Linked DNA regions of Homo sapiens: region 2 is linked to region 1. The links are chromatin loops, found by intact Hi-C in ENCODE. Cell type or tissue: gastrocnemius medialis. All regions are shown on one strand. Region 1 overlaps STIM1 (stromal interaction molecule 1). Region 2 overlaps STIM1 (stromal interaction molecule 1).

Region 1 (4,000 bases):
CAAGTGTTTGCCCTGGCACATCCCTGGATGTATTGCTATAGCTCAAGTGCTAGGGAGTATACTGTTCCTTCTGCCTGGTATGCCCTTCCCCCAAATGTCCACATGCCTCATACCTTTTATTTCATTTTCTGCTCAAATATCACTTCATCAGAGAGGCCTTCCCTAATCTGACCTAATACAATATAGGACTATTTTTTATCCCCTTAACCCCTTATGGCTTAATTGTTCTTTATTATACTTATCACCATCTGACATATAATTATTTGTTTATAGTGTTTTATTTTGTCTCCCTCCACCAAAATATAAGCACCATGGGATCTGTGACTGTTTTGTGTATTGTTGTATCTTTACTCCTAGAGTGGTGCCTGGCAAGTAGTAGCTGCTCAATAAATGTTTTTTCCCCCTAATGAATATATTATTTTGGAGTTTGAGACCACTTGTTTTCAAGGACCTTTGTCATTTGGTGTCAGCAATACCTCATTCTCCTTGACCCTATATATAACTCTTGGACTCCAGACAAACTAGAGTCAGTGTTCTCTGAGCATGCTTCACATCTTATAGCTCTTTGTCTTTGTTCACGATTCTTTCTTCTGGCAGATCTGCATCTCTGTCCATCCAGATTCTGACCAGTCCTTAATATCTACCCCTTTTTGAATGAAGGTACATATGAAGAAAAAGTTACTACTGAGTTTGTATTAAATCCTAGGCATCTCAAACACATTAACTCATTTAATTCAACAACTCTGGGAGACAGATATTGCTAAATTGTAAGCTACATGGGAGTAGGGATCTCTCTCTTGATCACCGCTCTATTCCTAGTGCCTGGTCTCAGAATAGAACGAAATAAATGCTTGTTGAATAGCAAAATGAATATTTTACAGAAGGGGAAATTGAGGTTCATAATGGTTAAGTGATTTACGCAAGCTAGTTCATGGCAGATAGGATAGGCAAGGTCTTCCAGCTTCAAATTCAGTGTTTTTTTGTAATATATCCTAAAATAAAAAATCAGTGTTCTAAAATGCCAGGGGTTTGGCAGTCTTTAATAACTTTAGTTTTTGTAGCTACCTCAGAATAAAACAGGAGGTTTTATTGATTTTTACATGAAAATTGTTCTTAATCATAAAAGGTCTGTTCCTTTCTATAAAACATAGTATGGAGACCAGGGTATATCTTTACTACCCAAGATGCTAACTGGACACCAGTTTCTGGGATTCTTTGTGGATATGTGTCATTAGTACTTTTTAATTTTTTTATACCTCCCCCCTTTACCTCCGTAAGTAGTCTGTGGGGGTAAGTGATACTTTTTTGTGAGAAAACATAATATAAATACTGATGGGATGGACAACAAGTGATCCAGGACCCACAGATTGCCATCATTTGTTCATTCGAAGAAGATACTAGAGGTGGTATTTATGTTGTACTTATTTTTATCTCATTGTTTAATTTTTATGTGTGTTTTACAATCTATCTAATGTTAGTAAATGAATCTAATTTATAAACACATATACGTATATTGGCAATGTGTGTACAAAGCTTTTTTTTTACAGGTAGATTATGTCATTAAAAAGATTGGAGATGGCTGGGCGTGGTGGCTCATGCTTGTAATCCCAGCACTTTGGGAGGCCAAAGTGGGCGGATCACGAGGTCAGGAGATTGAGACCATCCTGGCCAACATGGTGAAACCCTGTCTCTACTAAAAATACAAAAATTAGCTGGGCGTGGTGGCACGTGCCTGTAATCCCAGCTACTCGGGAGGCTGAGGCAGGAGAATCGCTTGAACCTGGGAGGCGGAGGTTGCAGTGAGCTGAGATTGTACCATTGCACTCCAGCCTAGCGACATAGTAGACTCCGCCTCAAAAAAAAAGAAAAAAAAGATAGGAGTTAAGTCACCCTGTGTGTCTCTCTTGTGAAGGATGGTTTGTTGTGTAGAACTCCAGGGGTTAGCCTTCTCTGATTCGGTGTAGCATTGTTTGTCATTTTGCCCAGAGGTGTAGTCTTTGATCTGGCTAGGGGCCACATGGACAGGCTCAGGGGATGGGAGACTTATGACATTAGGACATTGACTCTTGCTTGCATGTCCTCCTGGGATTTGGACATATGAGTCATTTGGAGTCTGTATCTGTACTAAGCTCTCCTTGCCAAATTCTGCAGCCTGTCACTGATAGCCACAGCTCTCTGTACTTGCTGTTGCCTTCTTCCTCACTCTGGCCCAGGGATTCTTCCTATCTTCTCTTTGGAATGGAAAACAGAACAAGACTTTTAACTTTTAGGTGCTTGAACCTTGGGGACAGGGAGCCCTGATATATCAGCTGGTCTGTTGAATGAGATCTTCATGCTGGAACTCAGGGTTGCTATCTGAGATACAGATGTTATAGAGGATACAGCTCATCCTGGCTTGTTTTGTTCAGACTATAGTGACTCCAGGTGGACACCATGCTGCCAAACCCTACCTAGATAGGGCATCTGCCTAGGTAACAGAATGATATATGCAGATAAAAACAACAACAACAAACAAACCAAAACAATCTTGAGGTTTGGTCTGACATGCTGAAGCTATTCTCCTTTTCCCCTACAGCTTAGCTATGTAGGAGCGATTATTCTAGAGTCCATCTTCAGTGGAGTGTATTGGCCCCCTTGGCAACCCCGTGCCTCACTTAATGCAGTGTTTAGAGCAGTGGTTCTCAGCTGGGGGCAGTTTTTCCCTTCCATGGGATGTTGAACAATATCTGGAGACATTTTTTAATTGTCATGATTGGCAGCATGTTACTGGCATCTATGTTGTTAAACATCCTGCAATGCACAGGACAGCCTCCACAACGAAGGATTATCTCATCTAAAATGTCATTGGGGCAGAGGCTCAGAAACTCTGGTCTAGAGTGACTTCTGCCTGTCACCACTGTGGTGTAGGGTGCTGATAGAGGAGTTTCTGCATGCCAAGATTCTATGCCCAGACTTGTATCAAGGCATCCTCCCAGTAGACAAAAGGCCCTTGATGTACTGCTGGCCTCAGGCCTTCTAGCAATAAAAAAGTAGCCTTCTTTCCACTACACTCCAAGCAGAAAGGCCCCTTTGTGCTGGATGAGGTCGACTTCCCTTGGCAGCAGTGGCAGGAGTGTGTTGTTCTCTGTACTTTACAGGCTAGCACTTGTCTGTCTGCCTTATATCTGTGTGTCACTCTCTTATGCCTTCATTACCTGACACTCCAGACCATAGTAAATGATAACATCTGCAATGCGTTAGGATATATATTCATTTTCAGGAATAATACGTTCTAGTCCATTTAACTTCCATCAGCATTTTTTTTTTTTTTGAGTCAGGGTCTTGCTCTGTCACCCAGGCTGGAGTACAGTGTTGCAATCTCAGCTCACTGCAACCTCTGCCTTCCAGGCTTACGTGATCCTCCCACCTCAGCCTCCTGAGTAGCTAGGACTATAGGCATGTACTACCACACCTGGCTAATTTTTTAATATTTTTTTGTAGAGATGGGTTTTGTCATATTTCCCAGGTTGGCCTTGAATTTCTGGGCTCAGGCGATCCACCTGTCTCAGCCTCCCTATGTGCTGGGATTATAGTCATGAGCCACCAAGTCCATCCCTCAACACTTCTTTTTTTTTTTTTTTTTTTTTGAGACGAAGTTTTGCTCTGTTGCCCAGGCTGGAGTGCAGTGGTGAGATCTCAGCTCACTGCAGCCCTCCGCCTCCCAGGTTCAAGTGATCCTTCCACCTCAGCCTCCCGAGTAGCTGGGATTACAGGCACGTGACACCATGCCCAGCTAATTTTTGTATTTTTAGTAGAGACAGGGTTTCACCATGTTGGCCAGGGTGGTCTCGAACTCTCCTGACCTCAAAGTGATCCACCCACCTCGGCCTCCCAAAGTGCTGGGATTACAGGCGTGAGCTACCTTTTTTTTTTTTTTTTTTTTTTTTTGAGACAGCCTCAGTCTGTCGCCCAGGCTGGAGTGCAGTGGTGCGATCTCAGCTCACTGCAACCTCTGCCTCCT
Region 2 (4,000 bases), 120 kb before region 1:
AGTATTACTGTATTTTAAAGGTCTTATTTTTATAAAATAAACAATTTCAATGAAGCCTTGTAGTACTCAACACTTCCAGCTTTAATTTCTTTGCTGTAATAGCTTGCTTATGAACAATTCAGGAAAGAATTTCATGTGCAGTGCTATTTCTTTAATCTTACCCATAATCCTTTTAAAATTCCAGTTGAAGCAGCTACTTTTTCGTGGTTACACTTAAGTATTTTTAAAATAAAACTTTATTTTCTATCATTTTAAAAAAATCTTATTTCAACTAAGAAAGTCTTATGCTATGGAGGATATTTCTTCTCTTGTACATTTTTCCTTTACTGTCCCTTGAAAGACAGTTCCTTTTTTATTTCAGAATTTAACAGAACATAGCAAATACCCTTAACTGGCACATGAAAGAAAACTTGTATCTTACTTTCTAGAAAATACCTCATGCTCCATAATTTATAATAATATTTGTTTTTCAAATCTTAAACAATATTTAATATATATTTTCTAACAGTATTTGCTGACAAAGGAATGCAGTTTTAAAAATATTGCTTTCCAGCTGGCTGCGGTGGCTCACGCCTGTAATCCCAGCACTTTGGGAGGCCGATGCAGGTGGATCACAAGGTCAATAGATCGAAACCATCCTGGCCAACATGGTGACACCCTGTCTCTACAAAAACTATAAAAATTAGCTGGGCATGGTGGCGCACGCCTGTAGTCCCAGCTACTCAGGAGGCTGATGCAGGAGAATCGCTTAAACCTGGGAGGCGGAGGTTTCAGTAAGCCAAGATTGTGCCACTGCACTCCAGCCTGGCGACAGAGTGAGACTCCATCTCAAAACAAACAAACAAACAATACAAACAAAATATTGCTTTCTTTGTACTATTTAATCCACTTTATTACTGCAATAAGAAAGAATAAATGTTTTACCAATAATATGTTCCTGTTTTTCATTATTAAGCAGGACATGTATAAAGAGACTTCTTAGCACTGGATTGAATATCTTTGGACTTTAAACACTACAGAAAAATTATAAAAGTTTATCTTCAGATATAATTTTTAGATGGTTTTTAATCATGATAGCTTTATTTTATCATTATTTAATATAATGGTCAACAAATTATGCCTGCTTGTATAAATAAAGTTTTATTGGAACAAAGCCACATTCATTTGATTAATGTAATCAATAACAATGTAATGTAATTGTGGCTACTTTTAAACTACAGTGGCAGAGTTAATTAGTTATAATAGAGGCTGTAAAATATTAACTGTCTGGCCCTTTACATGAAATGTTTTGCTGACATCTGATTTAATATATCAGGCCCGGTAAAGATTTAGTTTATTGTTAATAATAAATTTAAATCCATACAGTATTCTAAGTATCTTTTGATAATTTTGAATTTTTTTGCCAACTTATTGTTTGAACCAATTAGATTGTTTTCGTCCTGTAATATAGCTCTCAGAGAGCTCATATTAGGTATAGAAGGGTCAGCTTTGTTACTTGCTATTTATTTTTGTTTGTAATTTTAATATTATCTTTAACCTATGGGGGTTGTTTTTCATATTCATTTATTTATTTGCAAACATCCCTTAAGATCATTTGTGTGGTAAAGTTTGATTTAGTTGAGAAAAAAATATAAACCATAATTTATAAGTACCCTGAAAGCAAATGAGTGACTGCAGATACTGATGTTCTTCCTTGCACACTGGGGAGCTCCCATCTCTATTCTCAGGAAAACTCATATGTGGTAAGCGATACCGAAATACATGACATACAGACCCAGAGAGGGCACCATTGTTAGTCAGTACAGTTAACATTGGTAAAGCATAATTCTTATATTTTAAGATTAAAAACAATTATAAAATAAGAGTTTTAATTTTTCTTTTTGTGCTTCACTGGAAAGTCTTATGCATTCCACTTTGGAGACCACTGTCTTAATACATACTGTTTGTGTAAATTCTTTCAAATTCTGAATGTAGGCATAATCCCTGAATATAAATAAAAGTTTGTAGTATCATAATAATTGAGCTTTAAGTCCAGCAAATACTTTGTGTGGATAGTACTGCCAGCAGCTGCAATTAGAGAATCTGTGGGCTAAGCAAAGCCTTACTCAGATGCTTTATCTGTTTTTATCCTGTGTGGACAGTCATCTCTCTTCCAATAGAATTTTGTATCTGCAGCTAATTAAATCAAGAATTTAACCTTAGGATGGAGGATAGAGGACTATGTCTTCCTGCCAATAGGTAACCCACCAGAACCACTCCAGTGAGGAGAGCTACCACCTTAGAGGCCTCAATAGGTAGGGATTTACTTTAGGGAGTTGACAGATGCTTAAGTATGGAGTCATACAGTCTGGGCTCAAATTCTGGGCTCCTCCTATTATAAGCTGTGTATTCCTAGGCAAGTTCATTTAACCACTTTGTGTCTCAGTTTCCTCTTATGTTAAATAGGGAGAATGGCATCTAACTTTTAAGGTTGCTATGAAAAATTAGTTAATCCATATTAAGTGCTTGGCATACTATCTAGCACATATGAAGAGCTCAATGAATGTTAATTTTTAGTTAACTTTCTGGCGGTTCAGATTTGGTCAGTTCACAGTTCACTGAGAATATTTATCTTTGAGCAGACTCATATTAACCTTTATTTATCTTTGAGCAGACTTATATTAAGTTCTTATAAAACTACAATGCCAATTTTTAAGTCTACCTCAGGAAGTAGAACTGTCACATATACTGGATGCCCTATGTTGTTAATGACCTGTACATTTTCTACCTCTGGATGGCACCATGGAACACAAACATCCTAATCACGAAGGTTATATTGAACATAGGGTCTGAATTAGGGACATTCATTAGGTGAATCCAGTGTTTTGTGTATAATGCCAAAGTGGCTGAAGTGAATATTTATTACCCTTTCCTGTGTTTAAGGAATTTCTTTACCTAAAATGCCAGCTACTTACTTGTAACCTTTTTCGCAGTTTGCCCTAGGCTCTTTTGGTCTTAGCCACTCATCATGGACTTTGACTCTGAAGAGCTGTGATGCAAAGAAGCAGGGTGCAGTGATGGTGGTGCAGGTAGCAAATTGAGTTCCTGGGGCAGCAGGGCCGGTTATATTACAGTGGCTAGAGATAGTGGAGGTTGGCAGTGGAAGCAGAGGCATCCTGATCAGATTAGTTCTGCTACTTAGTTTTAGGCGTTGTTCTCGGCATCAATCCCTGGTTTTTCACTTCTCCTTGTAAGTCTGAGTTACTCTTTTGATAAGTTCTTTTTCTCCTCAAACTAGCCAAAATCAGCTGGGTTGCTAAATTTGCAATCTAAGTTGTTCTTGCAACTAAGAACCCTGTGGATATAGCAGCTACAATAGCCTGATGCATTTGTCTTGCAATACAGATAGAAAGGTCATGGGAAAGCAAATGAAGTATTTAAACTTTGTTGGCTTCTTCTCCCCTTGTGGGTGTTAAGATCACCCTATTCCCAGGGCCTAGATTTGTGCCTGAAATAAAGTAAGTGCTTAGTAAACCTTTTGTGGAATGAAAGAATGATGGGTACTGCCAATATGTGTCTGTTACTCTGCTTTTTCTCAGCTTTCATGGTTGACTGATCTCCCTAAGGAAGGACATATTTTTTCTTTCGATATGTTAATACAGATGTAATCCTGCGTAACAGTCCATTTTTTTTTTTTTTTTGAGACAGAGTCTCACTTTGTCGCCCAGGCTGGAGTGCAGTGGTGCAATCTCGGCTCAGTGCAACCTCTGCCACTCAGGTTCACGTGATTCTCCTGCTTCAGCCTCCTGAGTAGCTGGGACTGCAGGTGTGTGCCACCACACCCAGTTAATTTTTTGTATTTTTAGTGGAGACGAAGTTTCACCGTGTTGGCCAGGCTGGTCTTGAACTCCTGACCTCAGGTGATCCACCCACCTCGGCCTCCCAAAGTGCTGGGATTACAGATGTGAGCCACAACGCTCGGCTGCTATTCTGTTTTTTAAACTCACTTGGCGTATCTTTA

What was found. A loop is a pair of places that touch in the nucleus more often than their neighbours do. Peaks named below come from ENCODE experiments on the same cell type or tissue, not always from the same donor. Only the 100,000 strongest peaks of a DNase experiment are listed, where the experiment ranks them.
Region 2: a loop joins it to region 1, with 4 times the contacts of the local background. A loop is called at or near these places in 1 of 110 quality-filtered maps.

The regions. Positions count from the first base shown.
Region 1 is chr11:4,042,158-4,046,157 of GRCh38, forward strand. The region is part of intron 3 of STIM1 (stromal interaction molecule 1); the gene reads left to right. Among named protein-coding and RNA genes, the nearest start is that of RRM1, 51 kb to the right of the region's middle. In gastrocnemius medialis, CTCF peaks have their summits at 2,431 and 2,640; DNase peaks (open chromatin) are centred at 2,084 and 3,401; H3K27ac peaks cover 4,000 bases.
Region 2 is chr11:3,924,564-3,928,563 of GRCh38, forward strand. All of the region lies in intron 1 of STIM1 (stromal interaction molecule 1), which reads left to right. Among named protein-coding and RNA genes, the nearest start is that of PPIAP40, 33 kb to the left of the region's middle. In gastrocnemius medialis, no CTCF peak of the experiment used is centred here; no DNase peak of the experiment used is centred here; H3K27ac peaks cover 3,246 bases.